Regions from separate parts of the Mus musculus genome. Here region 2 is linked to region 1. A link is a loop called in an ENCODE intact Hi-C map of the cell type or tissue named here. Cell type or tissue: heart. All regions are shown on one strand. Links, peaks and the distances in the headings refer to the core of each region. The heading gives the core; the rest is flanking DNA.

Region 1 (2,500 bases), core at 1-2,500:
GCAGCTTGATGTGCACACCTGCCCGCAGTCCGGTGCCCAGGTTGGAAGGGCGTGTGAGGATGTAGCCCAGGTGAGGGCTCCACATGAACTCATAGTTCTTGGACTTGAAGAGAGTTTCGATTTGAGTGAGGCCGGTGCAGAATCGGGTGAACACTTCCTTCATGTTGCCCCCCTTCTTCATGGAGATGACCCGCAGGTGGTCCTCCTCGTTGATCCACACCAGGAAAGTCTTATTGTCATTGTGCCATATGCCAGCAAGCATCCGGCCAGTCGCGGGCCATGCTGGAGGCCAGCAACAGAGGCGACACAGGCTTGTCGAAGAGGAAGTGGTCGTCAATGAGCTGCTGCTGCTCCGCCTCGGTCATGCTCTTGATCGCATAGAACCTGCCAGACAGGTCGCCATCTAGGCTGGACAGAGCTTCTACTGCCAGCTTCTCGATGGCGCGGCGCTCCCCGCGGCTGCAGTACGGGGTGGGGTGGGGGAGCGGGGGGGGGGTGTAAGACAGAAGCCGCGGATGCTGCGGCCTGTGCGCACCAACGAGCTCAGCACGTAGTTGGGGTCCAGGTCATTGCCACCCTGCAGGTTGTCTGGGTTGAGGTAGGTCTTGTGCTCATCACTGGGCTGGTAGCTGCCGTGCCGCTCCTCAATAATGGGGTCGAAGAGTTCCTTGAATACGTCGTAACTCTCCTTGTCGCCTGCCACTGCACCCACTGTCATGATGTACGGGTGGCCCGGATTGTCTACGCCAGTCTGAATGGCGTCGTCCAAAGTAAAGCCGCTCGGCGTGCAACTGTCACGAAGCTCGGCATACAGCTCGGGGGTCAGCACCTTGGCCATATGGTTGTTGTGGCTGCTCAGATCAGGGAATTCATCCTCGGCCGGGAAGCGCAGCTTCTGCGTATTATGGCTGTTGGAGAAGGGTATGGCGAAGGCAGCGGGCGGGATGCCTGTGCTTGCAGCTCCTGGCGCAGCGCAGAAGAACGACCGAGCAACAACTTCTTATCTTTGGAATTTGCATGTCTAGAAGAATGCTAGGCATACAGTAGGGGTCCAGGATATATATATTTTTAACAGTGAGTGGCCAGAACATGATGAGAACATTTTTTTAAAAAGATTTAATTATTGTATCTAAGTACCCTGTAGCTGTCTTCAGACGCACCAGAAGATGGCGCCAGATCTCATTACCAGGTGGTTGTTAGTCACCATGTGGTTGCTGGAATTTGAACTCAGGACCTTCGGAAGAGCAGTCAGTGCTCTTAACCACTGAGCCATCTCTCCAGCCCGAGAACTTTTTTTTTTTTTAAATCTGAAGTTGCCATAGATTTACTGTAAATATGAGCAGAGATTAGACTGATATACTGAAGATGTGCTGAGCCCTACTTACAGTGTCTGGTCTTCTAGGAACTGATCGTGATAATAAAAATGGTACTTACTGTGCTTACAGAAGCATTTGATGATGACAACGATGACGACGACTGTTATTACTGCGCCGAATCCTGCCCCAAAGAGCACAAGTGTGTTCTTGCTATCAGGAGGGTCTTCTGGGGCTGTGGAAAGAAAAGAATCGGTTGTGATGTGCTTCCTCCTGCTGGGTTCCCATCCTACACCTCTTCAGTATGTACCTGTGGAGAATCTTTTACTTTGCCAGATCATCTCATGGACACACAATTGCTAGCATTCCCTTGCACTGTCCTATATCCAACGATATAGATATTGCACACGAAAAAAAGTAAACTGAATTCTTGCACCTACCGAGCTAACTTGGCATGGGGAAGATTCTATGGAGAAAGCGTAAAAGCTAACTTGTCTTCTTGGCTCATTTCTGTGGCTGCTATGGCCAGGCCTTATCGATGTCATAATCTAGATATACCTACTTATTCTCCTCTAGCTCTGCTGTGCCTCCTCCCGTTCTCTTGCATGTTCTCCTCACGCCCTCCACCTTCACTCATGTTCCACACAGTGGCTGCCTTAAGGTTTGGGAGGTGCTCCACATTCTCTTTAAGATTGATTGATTGATTGATTGATTTTCCTTCCAGGTTTAAGTTTGGGGAGGGTTAGGAGAACTAAGAATGACTAAGAATTGGTATTAAGGGATCATTCTGGAAGTCACTTTTGTGGGCTAGCTTCTAATGAGCTTCTAGATTCATGAGGCGCAAAAGAGGGATACAAAGACTGCCGAAGCAGGAGGAGAAAGAGGTTGGTGTGTGTTGCTGCCATCCAGTTCTCCTCACTGGGGGCAACAGCTATGCCATTTATTTCTCAATCTTTCTGGGAATAGCAACATCTGACAGCGATACCTTTTGACAGGAATATTAGCAACACCACCTCTCTGGCTTCTCTGGAATGACTTACCAGAAATTATTGAACACTAACTCGTTTTCGATTTTCCCCATTACCAAGCCTCCTGGGTGAGGTTTGGCTTTCAGCTTATTTGAGCATTTGACACCACGGACTCCCTTGTCCTCGGTTTCTCTGCTTTGCACTCCTGTTTCAGCTTGT
Region 2 (17,322 bases), core at 5,838-8,337, 91 kb after region 1:
CATAGTTATTTGTTTAAAGTTGTGTTGCTACAGGAAGGGCTTTCCTTTGTTTCTCTAGTCAGTTGGTAGATGAACAGATACTAATGGAGACCTTGGCCCTGACACACTAGGCCTTCTGTATGGGTAAAACCACTGTTCCCGCCCACCAGTCACTGGAGACTTGGAGCAAGCCGAAGCTGAGGTTCTCTGAGCCTCTCAGTGGGCCTCTCATAGGTGGTTAGCCTTCATGCCCAAAGGAAGACACGTGACTCTTGAAGAAGGACACTGAATGCATTAACTCTAACCATCTCTCTCTCTCTTTTTTTTTTTTTTTTGAGACAGAGTTTCTCTGTATAGCTGGCTGTCCTGGAACTCACTCTGTAGACCAGGCTGGCCTTGAATCCAGAAATCTGCCTGCCTCTGCCTCCCAAGTGCTGGGATTAAAGGTGTGCGCCACTGGCTAATTTTTTTTTTTAATTAAAAAATTAGAAATTAGAAGGATAAGTGCCAGGGAGAAGTATGTTTTGCCCCTACTTTCTATTATTTTGTAAAAACCCAAGTTTTCCTTTTTTCCTTTTTTTCGAGACAGAGTTTCTCTGCAGCCCTGGCTGTTCTGGAACTCACTCTGTAGACCAGGCTGGCCTCGAACTCAGAAATTCGCCTGCCTCTGCCTCCCAAGTGCTGGGATTAAAGGCACGTGCCACCACGCCCGGTATCAAGTTTTCCTTTTAGGTGGACAATTTACCCAAGCCAAGCCACTCACTCAAAGCAACTTTCATATCCCTTATAATTTGTAAGGTCTTGGATAAAAGCAGTTTCTTGAATCCTAATTTTCTCTGACATATTATAAAACGTTTCCAAGCAGGGGCAGCTTTTCTTTACCTGAACAAAGTCTTTCTGCAAAATGAGGCAACAATCTGTATGCCTGCCTCTGGATGAGAAAAATACACCACAAAGACACCACCGCTCTGTAAAACTGGAGAGAAAAAGGGGGTGGGGCTGGCGATGAATCAGGACCCAACCTGCTGTGGTGTGGAGAGGCATCTGAACCTTGCCCTCTCCCTCCTTCCCAGAGTCCCCCACTGTCTCAGAGATCAGAATTGAAGGACACACAGTCCACTACCCAGGCCCCAGGCAACCTGTTCCTCTCGCGGCACAGCTGGATTAAGCATTTTTCTTTGGGAAAGAGCTGTTTCAGAAATCTTGAACTTGAGTAATCTTGGTGTACGGTGAAAGACTCACACGGGAAGTCCCTTAAATAAAAATGTTTATTGACTTTCCAATAATGAAAAAGAATAGGGATCCATCCCATAATCAGCCTCCAAAAGCTGACACCATTGCATACACAAGCAAGATTTTGCTGAAAGGACCCTATATAGCTGTCTCTTGTGAGACTAGGCAGGGGCCTAGCAAACACAGAAGTGGATGCTCACAGTCAGCTATTGGATGGATCACAGGGCCCCCAATGGAGAAGCTAGAGAAAGTACCCAAGGAGCTAAAGGTATCTGCAACCCTATAGGTGGAACAACAATATGAACTAACCAGTACCCCCAGAGCTCCTGTCTCTAGCTGCATATGTATCAGAAGATGGCCTAGTAGGCCATCAGTGGAAAGAGAGACCCATTGGTCTTGCAAACTTTATATGCCTCAGTACAGGGGAATGCCAGAGACAAGAAGTGGGAGTAAGTGGGTAGGGGAGTGGGGGGGGGTATGGGGGACTTTTGGGATAGCATTGGAAATGTAAATGAGGAAAATGCCTAATAAAAAAATTAAAAAAAAATTAATAATAAAAAAAAGAATAAACACGTATTTTCTGGGTCACATTCAAAACTGTTGGCCTGTGCGCAGGGGGCCAGTGAGGATTCAAAAACGCTGCGTCTCGTTTTTTAAGGTGCCCGTGCCTCTGTACTTGACAGCTAACAAGGTTTGCCTGCAAAGCCCCTTAGTTCACAGGCCAGTGAAGCACAGACCGGTGCCGGCTCATCCTCTCTCCCTTTGCCTTTCAGACCTAAACAGCAACTGGAAGGGAGAGGGGTCATGGCTCATCCTAACCCACAGTGCCAGATAAACCAAGTGAAGCTCAAGTTCCAAGTTTCTAGCCGGGTTTGGAGAAAAGACAGAACTCCTGTTGTTGGGACTTTCTGTACTGCCCCTCTGCCGGTCAATGACAGGTGAGTCACAGAACCCACCCCCTAAGCACCCCTGCAACACCACCAAGCACAGCTCTGGATCTTCGGGGTGTTGCTTGATGGAATTCAACCTCAATAAAGTGATAACTGTCTTAGGTGAGGAATCCACTGGGACCCCGAGTTCTCCCCAATCTTCTATAGGGTCATACTGAATTGAAGGGTTTTTTTTTGTTTGTTTGTTTGTTTTGTTTTGTTTTTGTTTTTTTTGTTTTGTTTTTCGAGACAGGGTTTCTCTGTATAGCCCTGGCTGTCCTGGAACTCACTCTGTAGACCAGGTTGGCCTTAAACTCAGAAATCTGCCTGCCTCTGCCTCCCAAGTGCTGGAACTAAAGACGTGCGCCACCACTGCCTGGTGGAGTTGAAGGTTTTAGGGAGGAAGCTGGAGAAGCTGGTCTTTAATTCTCCTCCTGGTATTTAACTTAATACCTCCATACATGAAGCGTTTGCATCTGCTTGATGCATTTGGTTTTAGTTGCAGTTTTATCAGAATATTTATCACAGTGTATTTCTCCCTCTGTGGCCTCTCCTTCAAATGTGTCATTGGCATCTTGGGTGCGGATCTAGACTCTTTCCTCTGCCTCGAGTGGGCATTCCAGTGAGTAGCCTCACCACCTTACTATTGGCACACAGAGAACAGGAATAGATTATGTAGTAGGAAAACGTAGACTCCTTTCACTAGACATGGGGCACAGGAAAGAAAAGACATACAACTTCTAGCTCTTTCTCCTGATGACCAAGAACCTGCCTCTCGTTGTTCTGCAACAATACGTGTGTTGTTCACACAGCAAGAAGACGGTCTGCATACCTGAGCCAGTGCGTCTGCAAGCAGGCGTGCCTGCTTTCCAGGACCTGAAAATAGCCTGCGTGTAGCCCGAGCCTATGCAGGAGGCAGTGGCCGCAGTTTTCCGAGGGCAGTGTGCCAAGAGCTGTTTGTGAGAGCCGTATTTCACCCCATTTCTACTAAAGGGGAAGGCCAAATTCTTGGTGGTTTTCCCTGTAAGCAGTTACTGTGGAGGGGACAGATGACTCATGTTACAGACCTTGATCTCCGTCACCAACATCTAACGCTTTACATAAATGCCCTTTTAGCTTCTCTATTTCGACACAACTGTGATTACCTCACACCCTTAAGCATCTATACTTAGGATTTAATAGAAATGTACGCAGAGAAATTTTTTAAATAAACTGCCATGGAATATCTGAATCATTTTGGTTGTTTTGTTGAAATGTAATTCTACTATACTCAACACACAGACACACAGACAGATACACTATTATTTACAGGGCCACTGAGATGACTAGGTAACATGCACACACACACACACAGTAATTAAGAAAATAAATGTTTAAAAATGTAAAAAGTGATTTACAGAGGATTGCTATTGCTGCCGACTATAGTTAGTCCTGGAAGAAAATGTTCATTTTTATAATGTGTATAAAGTATATCACAGACACTTATAACCTGCCAAGCTCCCAGGACAAAGTGACCGCTGCTGTAGTATTTAGACACGACACTCAGCCAGGATGGAGGAGAGTGACTGAATATCTGTATCACACACACAGCCTTACGGTGCATCACAGAAGAGAGGACAGAGAGAATACAGGAGCTGGAAGAAGGGGGCAAGTGTTGTGTGGCAATTTCCTCTGAATTGAACGTTTTTCCTCCTGGAGGAAGAAAGAGGCTCGCTCGTGAGAATCAGGAAGTAAACAAGGGCCCCCAGACCTGGAAAGATGTCACTTAGAGGATTCACAAGACCTCACCTCAAAACATAGAATGAGGAAGGACATGTGTAGAAGAGTTCTGTCAGAGCGGCCCCCGGGTTCAGAGAGCTCCAGGAATGCAGTTTTTGTGTGTCTCTACCCAGGCTGGGACCAGCTTCTTGGAAATGCAGCTGCCTGTGAGGGTTTCCTGCTTCTGTAAGTAAGCTCTTTCTTGTGACCCTGTAGCCTCAGTGAACTCATTGGTTAGCCAGGTTAGACTTTTGTGGAATTGTTGCTATGGTCAGTTGCTGGTTCCCTATTCAGGGTGAGTAGATATTTGCATGAATCCTCTCAAGATGTCACAAGACACTAGCACACTCCCCATGTGGCCTCTTTGTGACAAAGCCTTTAATACAGAGACACTTTGAAGAAAGTTGTCCAAACCATACTAGTATGAAATATTCCTCCTGCGCACCATCTTGTTCTTGTTAGTTTTTCTATTGTTGTGACAAAAAACACTATGACCAAGGCAACCTATAAAAGAAAGCATTTAAATTGGGGCTCAAGGTTGCAGAGGGATGGAGCCCATGACTGTCAGAGCTGGGAAAATGGCAACAGCAGGGCAGGCATGGACAAAGAGCTCAGCGTTTACATATTTAAAATAATGTTTTACTGGCTCTTTGTGAATTTCACATCATACATCCAATCCCACCCATCTCCCCTTCCACATGGACACAGACACAGACACAGACACAGGCAAGAGGGCAGCCACACAGGCTATTCTACTTCACTTCCCTCCCCTCTTCTTGTTCAGAACACTGAGTTACCCCAGCAGAAGCCAGAGGAGGAAAAAAACCAACTTGGTTCGTAGAGGTCCAGGGCATAGAGCAGGGTACAGAAGGATGGGTCCTAGGTTCACCTCATAACTTTCCCTCCTAGATGGTTCACTTTTTAAACTTAGCTTTAAAAAATACCCCCATAAACGAGCTTTAAAGAGAGTTGACTTTTGGTTCACTCTGTAACAAAGGCAGGGAGAATGATGTAAGCCGTAGGGTATGGTTACATCATTTGTATGAGGTCATGCAGAACGCAGTAGCCAGGGCCCAGCTCTTCTGAGCTGTGGCAATGAAAGCCGCAGGATGGTCAACGCAATGTCCATTTGGACGCTCACCCACGAGCCCCATTCTCTGCCTGCCCTAGCCTTGCAGGACATTGTCACACGGGAAGAATCCACGTCATCTCCAGCAAGCAGGCTTGCAATTTCCTTCCCTTTTAAAATCTCAAGCCACTCTTCTCTTACACCCTCTTGTAACCACCCAGCAGCTTGTGGGTTTCCCTGGGAGTGACCTCAGCTAGCCTGGGCTTCATTGAGCTCAAGTTCCTGTGGTTGTGACTCAGGGAACAGTGACTCTCCTGGGAGACACTGCTTAGCCATCCTTCTTCCTTAGTTTTCCCTTATGCTTGCGACTTTTCTTCCAAGTTTGGATAAATCGTAGCATGCTTCTGTGATAAAGGGATTATATCATAAGCTGTTACTCTAGTTAGGCTTTGCATTATCTTTGGGATATGGCCTGTGTTTCTTCACTAATGTCATCTTGTTTTAACGCATCGTGAAATGTGGAAATGTACTTCCGTGTTATCGTGTGTCCCATCAGAAATGTTAGATCATTACCGTAAATGGGAAACTAGTTTCTCTTATCCTAGGCTAATCCTAGAAATAAATACAATGAGACCATAGTCATGTTTGACATTCCGAGCAGATGCTGTGAACTGCTGGCCCCTGAGCTGCAGGGCCCACTTTTTCTCAACCTAAAAACAAATATTAGCCGCTTATGAGAGAAGTTTTCAAAACTTATTGTCTTAGGGTTTCCATTGCTGTGAAGAGACACCATGACCAAGGCAACACTTATAGAAGACAACATTTCATTGGGGCTGGCTTACAGGTTCAGAGGTTCAGTCCATTATCATCAAGGCAGGAAGCACAGCAGCATCTAGGCAGGCATGGTGCAGGAGGAGCTGAGAGTTCTACATCTTTATCCAAAGGAAGCCAGGAGCAGACTGTCCTCAGGCTGCTAGGAGGAGGGTCTGGAAGCCCACCCCCACAGTGACACACTTCCTCCAACAAACCATCACACTCATCCATAGACTAGCAAGATGCCTGGCTGGGTGTGCAAAGGCACTTGATCTCAGGCCTAATGCTCTGAGCTTAATTCCCGGGACCCACACAGTGAAAGGAGAGAGCAGGCTTCCTCAAGGCTTCCTCTGGCTTTCACAGTGTGCTGTGATGATCTATCCTTGAAAAAGCACACACACACACACACACACACACACACACACACACACACTCTGGCACACTCACACAGATGTACAGAGAGGGAGACACACACACTCTTGCACACTCACACAGATGTACAGAGAGACACACACCGACACACACACAGTGACACACATCCCTTATTAACAACACATGTAATTAGTGGACTGAAAAGAAGACATGCAAAGCTTTCTCACTAGGTGATTTTGTAGCACACAGCGGTAGGTCTGGGCATCCTGTCCAGGCACATAGCTTTCTCTTTGGGAAACCTGGCTTTAAGCAGCTGGAGTGTCTGTGGGGTTGAGGGGTAAGGGGGCTGCTTGATGGGGCAAAGGCAGAGCTGGGAACCCCTCCATACCCACTGGACTCTCAGAACTCTGCTGTGAGCGTTAAATGACTGTGGATTAATTCAACCCGAATGTCAGATCCCCCACCAAGCAAACACACCTGATGGGAGATAAAAGCAACTTGATCCCGGAACAGGGAGGCAACAGAATCAGCGGTGCTGCACAGCTCTTCGCTGTTCCTCTGCTGTTTTACTATGGTCTAGCCTCTCAGCACAACTGTGAGGCACACACTGTGAATGCCTCTGCTCACACAGCAAGGAGCGCAAGGCTGGTATCCAAAGGAGCCGGGCCAACGGGCCTTATAGTTCGGGCCATTAACCAGAACTGTAGTTAGTCTCTATGTACAAAGCACTCTAAACCCACACTCAAGTAAGTTCTCCTCCAAGGCTCAGAGTGGAACCCCCTAAGACTGCCTACTAGACATTTTGGGGTCTGGATGAAATAAAAATATTGTTTTAAACAAAAAAAGTTACAAAAATTTTCAAGGCGATGAGAAGAGCGGAGCAGGAAACAGAACTGCAGGTCACGTGTCCAGGCAGCCGGTCCGGCGGCCAAGCGAGTCACATGGGAATCTCAGACAATCGTGTGTGGACAGCTGACTGAGATCTCAGACAAGGCTTCGTTTCAGTTGCTGAGTTCTTTTTGGAAAACAGGGCTGGTCCATCAATACCGTGAGGACGAACATGGGAACAGGAAGCCAGAGGAGTGGGGAAAAGCCATGGGAGCGGCTGGAGACTAGACTACGCTGCAGTGGAGAGTCAGCTGGGCGCACCGCCCTCTCTGAAGTCCTTCTATGAGGTGTTGTGCTCCAAAAGCTTCTAGTGTCTCACAGTTTGTGCCTTGGCTATAAATATATCCTTGAAAAAGCAATTATCTATGGTAACACCAGCAACTGGCACGCTAGGATAGTACAGTCCCTCACTGTTTATTAGAAAACAAACAAACAAACGGCCCCATGGAGTAGTCTTCTCTGACAATTTATCATAAGCATTGGCTTTTCTTTGTAGTGTTTTATTTTGTTTGTTTATTTCTTTTTTCACTAACCCAATATCTTCACTTGTTAAAGATCTGTTCTGATTTTCTTTTTCTCTTCAGTCAGCTTCTGCGATTGGTACATTTCTATAAATCTGTCCGTTTTACCTGAGCTATCTAATTTGCTGGTGTACAATTATTCATGGTATTCCCGTACATATTTTTGCTGATGTATAATTATTCATAGTATTTCCGTACATATTTTTATTTTGATAAGCCCAGTAGTAATGTCTCTATCTTGACTTCAGAAACCAAATCTCCTCACATTTTTATTGGTAAGCCCTACTAAAGATGTATCAAGTTTATTGATCCTTTCAAAGAAATAACTGGAAATGACTGGTTTTCCATTCTCCGGTTTGTGAATGGCACTAGTTTTTATTTTCTCCCTCGATTGGACATTCTTCAGTATTATTTTTTTTTCCAGTAGAAAAAACCAAGCGTGTGACTTTGCTTTTGGGCTTTTGCTTCTGGCCTGCCAGCCTTTCATAAGATCACAGATTGTTTTTTTGTTGACTGCCCTCCCTCAAAAGAGACAGGGTCACGGGGTTGCCGTTCTCAGAGATGCTGTGGATATTGTAACGAGATGTTATTCTGTTACACGTGCTTCAGTTATCTTCATGTATGACCACAAATTTCAGAAGATCAGTATAAATCCCTAGCCTTAAATCTCTATAAAAATCTCAAGTGTAGAATATACTCCTTTTCTTGTTCAAATTGAAGAGATTTGTTTTCCAGATACCCTCAGTTTGAATTCCTAGGGAGGACCCCAATGTCCCAAACTCCTCTCTCTCAGAACAGAAGACATTTTTTCACGGACCCTTTCTCTGAAATGAGGGTTCCTGTCCTCAGTCCCAGCTTCACTCAGACTAGCGGTGGACACCTGACTTACGCTGGACCAGGGAGATTTTACTCTTGAATATTTGAAACAACAAAGAGCTACCCAGTGCTTCTCCTCGGGTAGAAGGAATTGCTATGTCCAAACTTGAGCAATGAAAGCAGTCTGTTTCCCTCATGAGAATGGAGAAGCAGGGAAGGCTAATCTGTAAGGAAAGAGAAATACATTGCCTATCTCCTGAGAGAAACAGAACCTTTGTTTCCCTGATCCAGTCCTATTTTGAAACAGTGTGGTAGTCTTGACATTAAGTCCTGTACTTTTATATAATAAGTCTCACTTTGTCCCATCAATACCACTGTCAAGGAAAATAAACCCCCCAGAACACATATTATATGATGGGTAGGATTCTAATCACGTTATATAGATTATCTTCTATAAACCTCCCAATAATGCCAAGCATTCTTATCTTACATGTGAAAACACTAAAGGACAAGAAAGGTTATAGAACTTGCCCAATCTGGTACGCCTAATGGAGGGTGACCTCACGATTCATACCACTACTAGTTGAGGTCAGAATCTGAGCTCTATCCACCATGTGACATGGTTCCTTTTCCAGTTGGCTTCTAGTCCCTAAAACCAAAATGGCTATGTACATAGAGCTCTACTCAGTCGAGCGCCACTCTGCCTGCTCAAAAGTTATCTGCCATATTCCCCAGTGTCCCCAAACTGAGCGTCCCCTAAAGTACCCTGTGGTCCATTCCAGCTCGATGCTTCTGCTCCTGAGCCTTCGGTCCTCACTTGGGTCCCTCCAGTCATTTGGAGTCCTCCTCTGGTTCCATGTCCTTCAGGAAACCTCCCTCCACATGCTATTTATGATGGTGCCTACAGTGCCTTGCAATGGTGTGTATGTCAGGCTTCTAAGATAGGTGATACTTAGGTTCTCAAAAAAAGGGACTTTGCTTCCTCTTTCTTTGTATCCCCCACCCACAGTGTAATTCACTGGAAATGGGAAATCTCAAATGGAACTAAAGACAGACAACTTAAAGGCTCAGGAAAGAAGTCAGGCCTAACTTAAAGGAGCACTTGCAGTCTCTTCATATGTTTCCAGAATGGCCTTCATTTATGGCTCTGCTTGAGAAGTCTGCTTCCCAGTGTTGCATTTTAACATTTTCAAATCTCCAGAAGAAATAATGATTGCACACAGAAGATCTGACCCTGAAACATAAATCTTATTTAGCTGCCGAATCCAAACCAGCTCTGCATCTGCTTATCCTGCATTCTGAACGTGATATACTGCTCACCCCGCCTTGTGAATACTCCTGACCTCACTCTTGGGTATGCTTCTGACCATGGGATGACCGTCATAGCCCCCTACCCCCTCCTCAAGGGACAGGCTTCTGCCACTTTGTGAAGAGTTTCACAGTAAGGAGAACTCAGTCCTTGCATGTGAAGTCACCTCTGGGTCACAGCATTGCCCTTTTATGAAACATGGCAGCTTGCCTCGTATGTCCACTTGACGTCCTGACCATAGCCCACTCATGCCACCCGGGGCTAATTCCACATCTCGCCCCAGCTGTTTGTCCTCTCCTGTGATAATAGCCACCATGATAATTCAGCTGTCTAGTCTTGAAACCTGAGTCATCTTTGACTCAGAATGTAACAGCACTAAAAATAAAAGCCATTTCTGCCCCCCACCCCACCCCTACTACCTGATTGACATTCACATAATGGCTCCTTATTTCTTCAAGTCTGGGATCTGTCCCTTCCTGTCTGGTCTCTCTGAGAGCTCTGGATTTTGGTATCAACCTCTCCACTGGTCTCTTTTCCTCCGGCCCTTTTACTGGTCCATTCTGTTTGGCTATGCCAATAATGCTGTCTAAAGCCACTCAAAACCCATTCTCTTGCTCCACAATTTTTGTGGCATTCTCTTGATAACTTCAAAAGAACCTGAAATTCAGGACCTTCCCTGGCTAAGTCATTATATCTTTCGTCTTGATTCTCATTTACGTTTTCCTGAAAGCCATTCTCAGCCCCTGTTGTTGAAAGGAAGAAGGAAAACTAGGTAACTTTCCTGGAGAAGGCGGCCCAATTGGTGATTTCCCACTTTGCAGCACTGGGGTCAAAGTGGCTTAGCTACAAACGCCCTCCTCTCCCTTGTCATCTTGGCTTGAAAACTCCCGTGGTGTTCACCTTCAGTTCACCTAGTAGAGATTCAGAAGACAAGCCAGACCAATCATGAGGGCATCCCCTTTCTGCTCGTCTGGTTTTCTGAGACAGGGTCTTACATATCTCAGGCTGACCTGGTGCTCTTGAATCACCTGCCTCCACTCACTCTCCGTGACGCTCACCCTAAGCTCAATTCAGAACCTGCACTGTCGTGTTTCTTGTATGGAAAGCACAGAGAACTGGTAAAAGCAGAGACGAGTGCTCACAAAGCCAGGTGCTCATTCATGCATTCAGCAAGTCCTTACTGTGTCCCTACGGTGTGCTGGTCATCCTCCTGATAAAAACGGTAATGTACTGAGTTTAAATACTCACTATGTGTCAGGTTCAGTTCTGAATGCTTTTATAAATAGGTTTATTGAATTCTCATAGTTATTTAATGCAAAGTGTTTTTTTCCTCAGTTGTGACTATCTGTTTGTTCGGCTAGTCTACATTTGAGCAAGCTGAGATGCCCCACAGTGAAAGAACTAGATAATAATATGAAGCCAAGTGAGAGCCAATATTTGGCTCTCTATTCTTAACCTTGACACACACACACATATTCTTGTGATATATATACATATGTATATTCATATATATATATTCATATATATATATTCATATATATTCATATATATACATATATATTCATATATATACATATATATGCACACACGCGCACACACACACACACACACATATATATATATATTTGGGGGAGGCATGCCGTGGTATATATGCAGAAGTCAAAGGACAATTTTAAAGGCTGGGAGTTGATTCTCTCTCTTCTTTGTTTGTTTGTTTGTTTATTTGGTTTTTTGAGACAGGGTTTCTCTGTATAGCCCTGGCTGTCCTGGAACTCACATTGTAGACCAGGCTGGCCTCGAACTCAGGAATCTGCCTGCCTCTGCCTCCCAAGTGCTGGGATTAAAGGCGTGCGCCATCACGCCCGGCTGGTTCTCTCTTTCTACCATGTCAGTTCTAGGGTTCAAATCCAACGTCTGTCAGGCATCACAGCAAGGGTAACACTGAGCCATATCATGGGCCCCTTTTTCTTTTTAACAAACTTGATTCAATAAACATTTTTGCTGGCCATACCATGTGTTTGTTTGTATTCTATATGAGGAGAATGTAAGCACAAATCTTCTGGAAGCTCACATCCTGACGGGAGAGCACTAGCTACTTATGCTAGTGTTGGTGGATTATGGTTTCCTTCCGTTGTTTCAGCATAGATCATAGAAGAGGTGTGTTGGCCACTCCAGGGGTGCTACTTTATCAGGGGCAGCCGTCTGGCATTTCATCAGAAGTCTACTGTCGCAAGCCTGGTGCGGTGGCTCCTGTCTGTAGTCACCGTACTCAGTTCTGGAGAGAGGAGGATTCCTGCAAGTTTGAGCCCAGCCCAGGTACAGAATAAAACTCTGTCTCAAAGGACTAAGAAGAAGAAAAAGATAATGATGAGAAGGAGGAGGAGCAGTGGGGAGGAGGGAAAGGAGGTGGAGGTGGTGGCAGCAACTGCTCACAGTCTCATGGAGCCACTCTCGCCAGTTCAGTCACTGTCCTCTCCTCACGTGCTCCTCTCTGTCCTAAGACTCCCTACATAACTTGTGTAGACTCTGTAACCAGTGTCCTCAAGGATTCTGTCTTAACCTTTTTTTTCCCCCTCAGGGCCTATTATCAGTATTTTTTAATTTTTAGAGTGTACATACGAGTATGTGTAAAAATACTTTTATGTACTCATCTTATTAAGAAGTAACCACATAAACAGATACAGAGACCCACAGTCAAATATTAGGCAGACCCAGGTGAATCCTGCAGGAAATGGGGAGGAAGAATTGTAGAACACCAAAATAATAATACATAATAATAATGATGATAATAATAGATCAACCGATATATAAATCAGAAAGGTACAAAACTCATAAGAATCAGCCCCACAGAATCAACAAACCTGGCCTCCCAGGGCCTCCCTGAGACTGAACAGACACACCCAGGGAGCCTGCAGGGGTCTGACTTAGGCTTTCTGCATATAGATTATAGTTGTGTAGCTCAGGGTTTTGTGGGACTCCTAACAGTGGAGTTCCAGCTATATCTGACACGTTCCCCTATTCTTGGGACCATTTCCCTCCTACTGAGTTGCCTTGACTAGATTTAATCTGAGGGGAGGTGCCTAGTCTTAATGCAACTTGATATGCTGCGTTTGGTTGATATCCCTAGGAGGCCTGTCCTTTTCTAAAGGTCACGAAGGAGGAGTGGGTGGGGAGGAGGGAGAGGGGGAGAGACTAGGAGGAGAGGAGGGAGGGAAACTTTGTTTGGGATGTAATATATGAAAGATAATAATAATAATAATAATAATAATAATAATAATATTGGGTCAACCATATACCAAATCAGAAAGGTACAAAACTTGTAAACCATGAGCCTGCCTTAGCAATAATCATTGTATTCTTGTTTTGTTCTCAGTTTACTTAATATGCAGTCAGAGAGGAGACCATGGATATAAAGGATCCTTACACAGGTAGAAATATTGTTGGATATAAAGGAAATAGGAAGGGCGCGGGCAATGAACTCTGACCGTGGAGGGTTCCTGGATCCTGAAGCCTCCATGCCTAAGAGCATCTCTGATATCTCAACCCCAATAGAGTCCCATGCCAGATCTGGCTTTATGCATCCCCACACAAGGAGAGCAAAGACCTTATCAAATCCATATGCTAAGGTACACTAAAGTGTGCTTGCTAGGTTAGATAAACTGGCACCCCGTAAACGTGGCACTTCTTAAGGACATTTTCACATCGAAGACAGATGCTTAAAATAATTTAGAAACTTTGTTGGGGGAATCGCAAAAATATAAGTGGTTACGTGAAGAGAAATGATATTACAAGAAAGGAGATTCATGGAAAGGGGAAGAACCTGAAAAGGATGAAGGTCAAGAGTAACTAATATTTTCCTCTTGGGCACTTGAGGGAAGATGCATAAAGACTGGGCAGGAGGTGGGGAAATGAGACCAGAATGATTCATTGTGGTCTCAAGGAACCACAGAGAAAAGACCTTCTTCCTCACTGGTTTTAAAGAACCAGAGAAAGGGCCTGGGCTTGGATAGGAGAGAGAGGCTGGGAAAACTGGAAAACCGGAATGAGAGATCCAGAAATCCCAAGTGTCAGCCTTCCTTCCCTACCTTGAAAGAGATGTGCAAGTCACTCTGATAACAGTAAATGAGTTGAATAGACACCCAACGAACTGCCAACTGCACGCCAAGCCTGAGGTCTTGTGATGCGCCCCAGCCACAGCAACGGATGAGAAAGCCCCTAGCTCTCGAGAGGGAACCTAGAGAGAAATGAGCTGAGGGAGATGGTCCCAGGGTCCTACTGAGAATGGTGACAGGGTAGGAGGGTGGCAGAGCTAAGGTGGGAACAAAGGGATACTGAGTAGTGCATAGGATTCAGGTCAGTAGAGTGCTGCTTCAGGCTTCTGAGCAAGAGTTCAGCTTCTAGACTGTATACATCAGATTTGTAGAGGGAATATGTCCTGGGCTTCCGTGTCTGAAGTGATCATGTGACAACTGCTACTGTGCACTGTGTAGAAGAGGCACTTTGGGAAAGGATTGTGTTAGACTATACCGAAGGTGAAGTAAAAATTCCTTAAAGAGAGGATAGGTTTGTGTATGGATGCAGTGACACCCGGAAGTGAAGCTGCCTGCCCCCTTACTCACCCTTCCAGCTCTGGGCTCTCTGTAGGCCCTTTTATTTATGTTACGGATGAGTAGCTTGGTGTTCTTGTAGGAACCCTAACAGTAGTAGTGGGGACTATCCCTGACTATTTTGCCTACTTTCCTTCTACTGGGTTGCCTCGTCCACCCACGATGTCATTGTATGTACCTGGCTCAGATGAGAAGACACTAGCCAAGAAGGCATAATCGAAAGCTTTTCAACACAGAGCTACTGCTAACAAAAGCACTAAATACAGGCTAGTATGGCAGATCACCATGGGTGGGGTGAGCACGCACTGCAGTGTGGATTGGGGGACAGTTAGGGAAGACTAAAGAGTAGAAACTGCCTGGCCATCCACTTGCCTCTCCATCATCTCTGCCTGCCTCTGTGATCAGCAAAACCAAAGCTGACTGTTAACTGGGTCAGTGTGATATGGTCTAATCAATGAACAGGCAAGTGCTTCCAGTTCAAAGCAAAGGAAAGGACACAGGACCAAGTCTTTTCTTCCTGCAGATGACAGTGCCCGATGATCAAAAATCAACAGGATCCCTGGACTCTAGAAAGACAGGAAGACACCCTTGTGAGTCATGGGGTCTCTCAGTGAATAAACCTTATGCCAGGAAAGTAAGCCAGGCTGACTGATATCATATCAGGAAGAAGCTCAGGGTCTTATTCAAGTGGAATAGAAAATCATTTGAAATTCTGATTTGGAGACTAATTGGTCCTTACACATGTTTATTTATTCCCCTTATGGTTGTTAGCCCTCAAAATGGCAGTACTGGTAACATTGTCCTAATCAGGACGACTTTGGCTGGGTAAACAGAAAGAATGTTATTGGGTAAACAGAAACCTGAAGTCTGGTTTCTGTTCACCAGAAAATCAGATCTCACAAGACATGTTTATGTTTACCAGGAATCTCCCTTAATTCCTTAATTCACCCAGAAAGGCCATCTACCATGGGCAAGAGCATCTAGTTCCTGGTCAGTGAGAACAATATCAGCTCAAAGACTCCCACCCTACTGACTGTCATACAAAATCCAGTTTCTTTTCCACCATCTTGCCTCCCCAATTACCATATAGTCTTGATATTTCGTTACACAATAAACTATTCTTTCTACCCTTGGAGCTGTCTAGTACAATGGTTTCCCTGCACGCAATGGTGAAGGCATTTGGGCTCCTACACATTCAGATGAGTGATTTGCTCTGTGGGGAGTAGATTGTGGGGAGGAGGGACAGAAGAGCAGTTATATTGCAGGGAATCTAATTCTGAAGTCATGGTGGCTTGATGTTAGTGCTTACCACAGAGGAGGGCGGGATCTAGTCTGAAGACAGAGATAACAGTACAGCAAAAAGCCTCCAAGGCATGAACAAATGAGCAAAGAGGAAGATGGACTGAGCACAGGTGGAGGTGGAGGGTGGGGTGGTGCTGTGAGCCAAGGGTGAGGCAGCCAGTCAGGGTTGCTGCAAAGGGCTAAAGCATCATGTTTTCATTTAAAATCCTAGAGAATGGGATGGAAGGAGAAAGGTGAAGAGGGTAGGAGAGGGAGAGGGAGAGAGAGAGAGCGCTCATTTTGAGTTATAAAGTGAATGCAATTTTAATACGCAACTTGTCTGCATTATAAAATACAGAGACAGAAAATATTCTCAAACCAAGCCCAGAAATACATAAAAACATCAGGATAGCCGGGCGTGGTGGCGCACACCTTTAATCCCAGCACTCGGGAGGCAGAGGCAGGCGGATTTCTGAGTTCGAGGCCAGCCTGGTCTACAGAGTGAGTTCCAGGACAGCCAGGACTACACAGAGAAACCCTGTCTCAAAAACACCAAAAAAAAAAAAAAAAAAAAAAAAATCAGGATAAAGTTGGGTTTGTTCCAGGAATAAGATAGATTCGTTCCAGGAATGCAAGGGTTTTTGTTTTGCTTTTCTTTGCCTTAAAAAAACCGTATCTCTATTTGTAGAACTTACAGTGTTATCAGAATAAAGGAGAAAGGTCATCTCAACACATGTAGTGGCCCAGTGTATGACATGAGCCTATGATCTCACCATTTGCAAGGTGGAGGCAGGAGGATCAGGAGTTTAAGGCCATCCTTGGGTATATAGCAAGTTCCAATTCAGCCTGGGTTCCATGAAACCCTCAAAACAAACACCACAAAACAAAGGAATAACAATAAAAAAAATGTAGAAAACCATTTAATAAGGCCAACATTCATTCACATTTCAAAGGAATAGGAATATAGAGAAATTTCATCTGAAAAAGAAAGAGAAGAAAGAGAAAAAAAAGAAAAAGAAATAGCATCATAAGAATCTATGAAAGCCAGAGATCTCAGTGTACGCTGGTGACAGCAACACCCAGGAGGCAGATAAGGGGTTCCGTAGTTGAAAACTCTGTAAGCCTGTTTTGTTGTTTGCTTGTTTTCTTAAGTAAAAAGAAACTCCTTAGACTTAAGCACTCCTCGGACTAATGACAAAATATCAAAAATATTTTCCTCTAGGTAACTGTAAAAGGAAGATGCCCTCTGCCATCCACTCTGTCCCTGTACTAAAGGTTCTACCTAACACAACAGGTACCAGAAAGGAAAGGTTGGGAAGGATGGCTCAGGAATGAAGAAACAAAAGCTGTCAGTACTCATAACGTAATTTTATCCTTGGATAATCCTGAAGAATGTATAGACTGTGATGAGAATTAGTACATGTATTTATCATAATTATTGGGTGGAAGTTGAAGTTACAAAACTTATTTGTATTATGTAAGCAGCAATGGACAATTAGTACGTAAGAAGTATTTAATGATAGTATTCATAATCACATGGAATTCATCAAATAACTACAAACATATGAAAGGGTATCTACTTGGAAAACAAACAAACAAAAAGTGACTGTGAGAAAATAAAGGATAGGGCATGAATGAAATGCTAAGACATGTTCAGAAATTGAATAAAAATCAATGTTGTAAAGAAAAGCCCTTTCGGCAATTTGCAAATTCATGTAGAATAACAAAAAAACCTAGGATAGCAAAA

What was found. Peaks named below come from ENCODE experiments on the same cell type or tissue, not always from the same donor. Only the 100,000 strongest peaks of a DNase experiment are listed, where the experiment ranks them.
Region 2: it touches region 1 in a loop (2.1-fold over the local background); 3 of 42 quality-filtered maps call a loop at or near these places.

What each region holds. Positions count from the first base shown.
Region 1 is chr16:38,481,668-38,484,167 of GRCm38, reverse strand. It overlaps Cd80 (CD80 antigen), which reads right to left. Exons shown (of 5, transcript NM_009855.2): 4 at 1,435-1,548. Gm41453 (a long non-coding RNA gene) reads left to right here and starts at 1,285. Exons shown (of 3, transcript XR_876066.2): 1 at 1,285-1,615. It also overlaps the pseudogene Ck-ps3. In heart, for the core only: a CTCF peak has its summit at 1,159 (motif pointing right); DNase peaks (open chromatin) are centred at 337 and 797; H3K4me3 peaks cover 1,183 bases; H3K27ac peaks cover 441 bases; H3K27me3 peaks cover 270 bases.
Region 2 is chr16:38,382,167-38,399,488 of GRCm38, reverse strand. It overlaps Pla1a (phospholipase A1 member A), which reads left to right. Exons shown (of 11, transcript NM_134102.4): 10 at 1,986-2,150; 11 at 2,954-3,372. The coding sequence ends at 3,038. Among named protein-coding and RNA genes, the nearest start is that of Popdc2, 29 kb to the right of the region's middle. In heart, for the core only: no CTCF peak of the experiment used is centred there; a DNase peak (open chromatin) is centred at 7,138.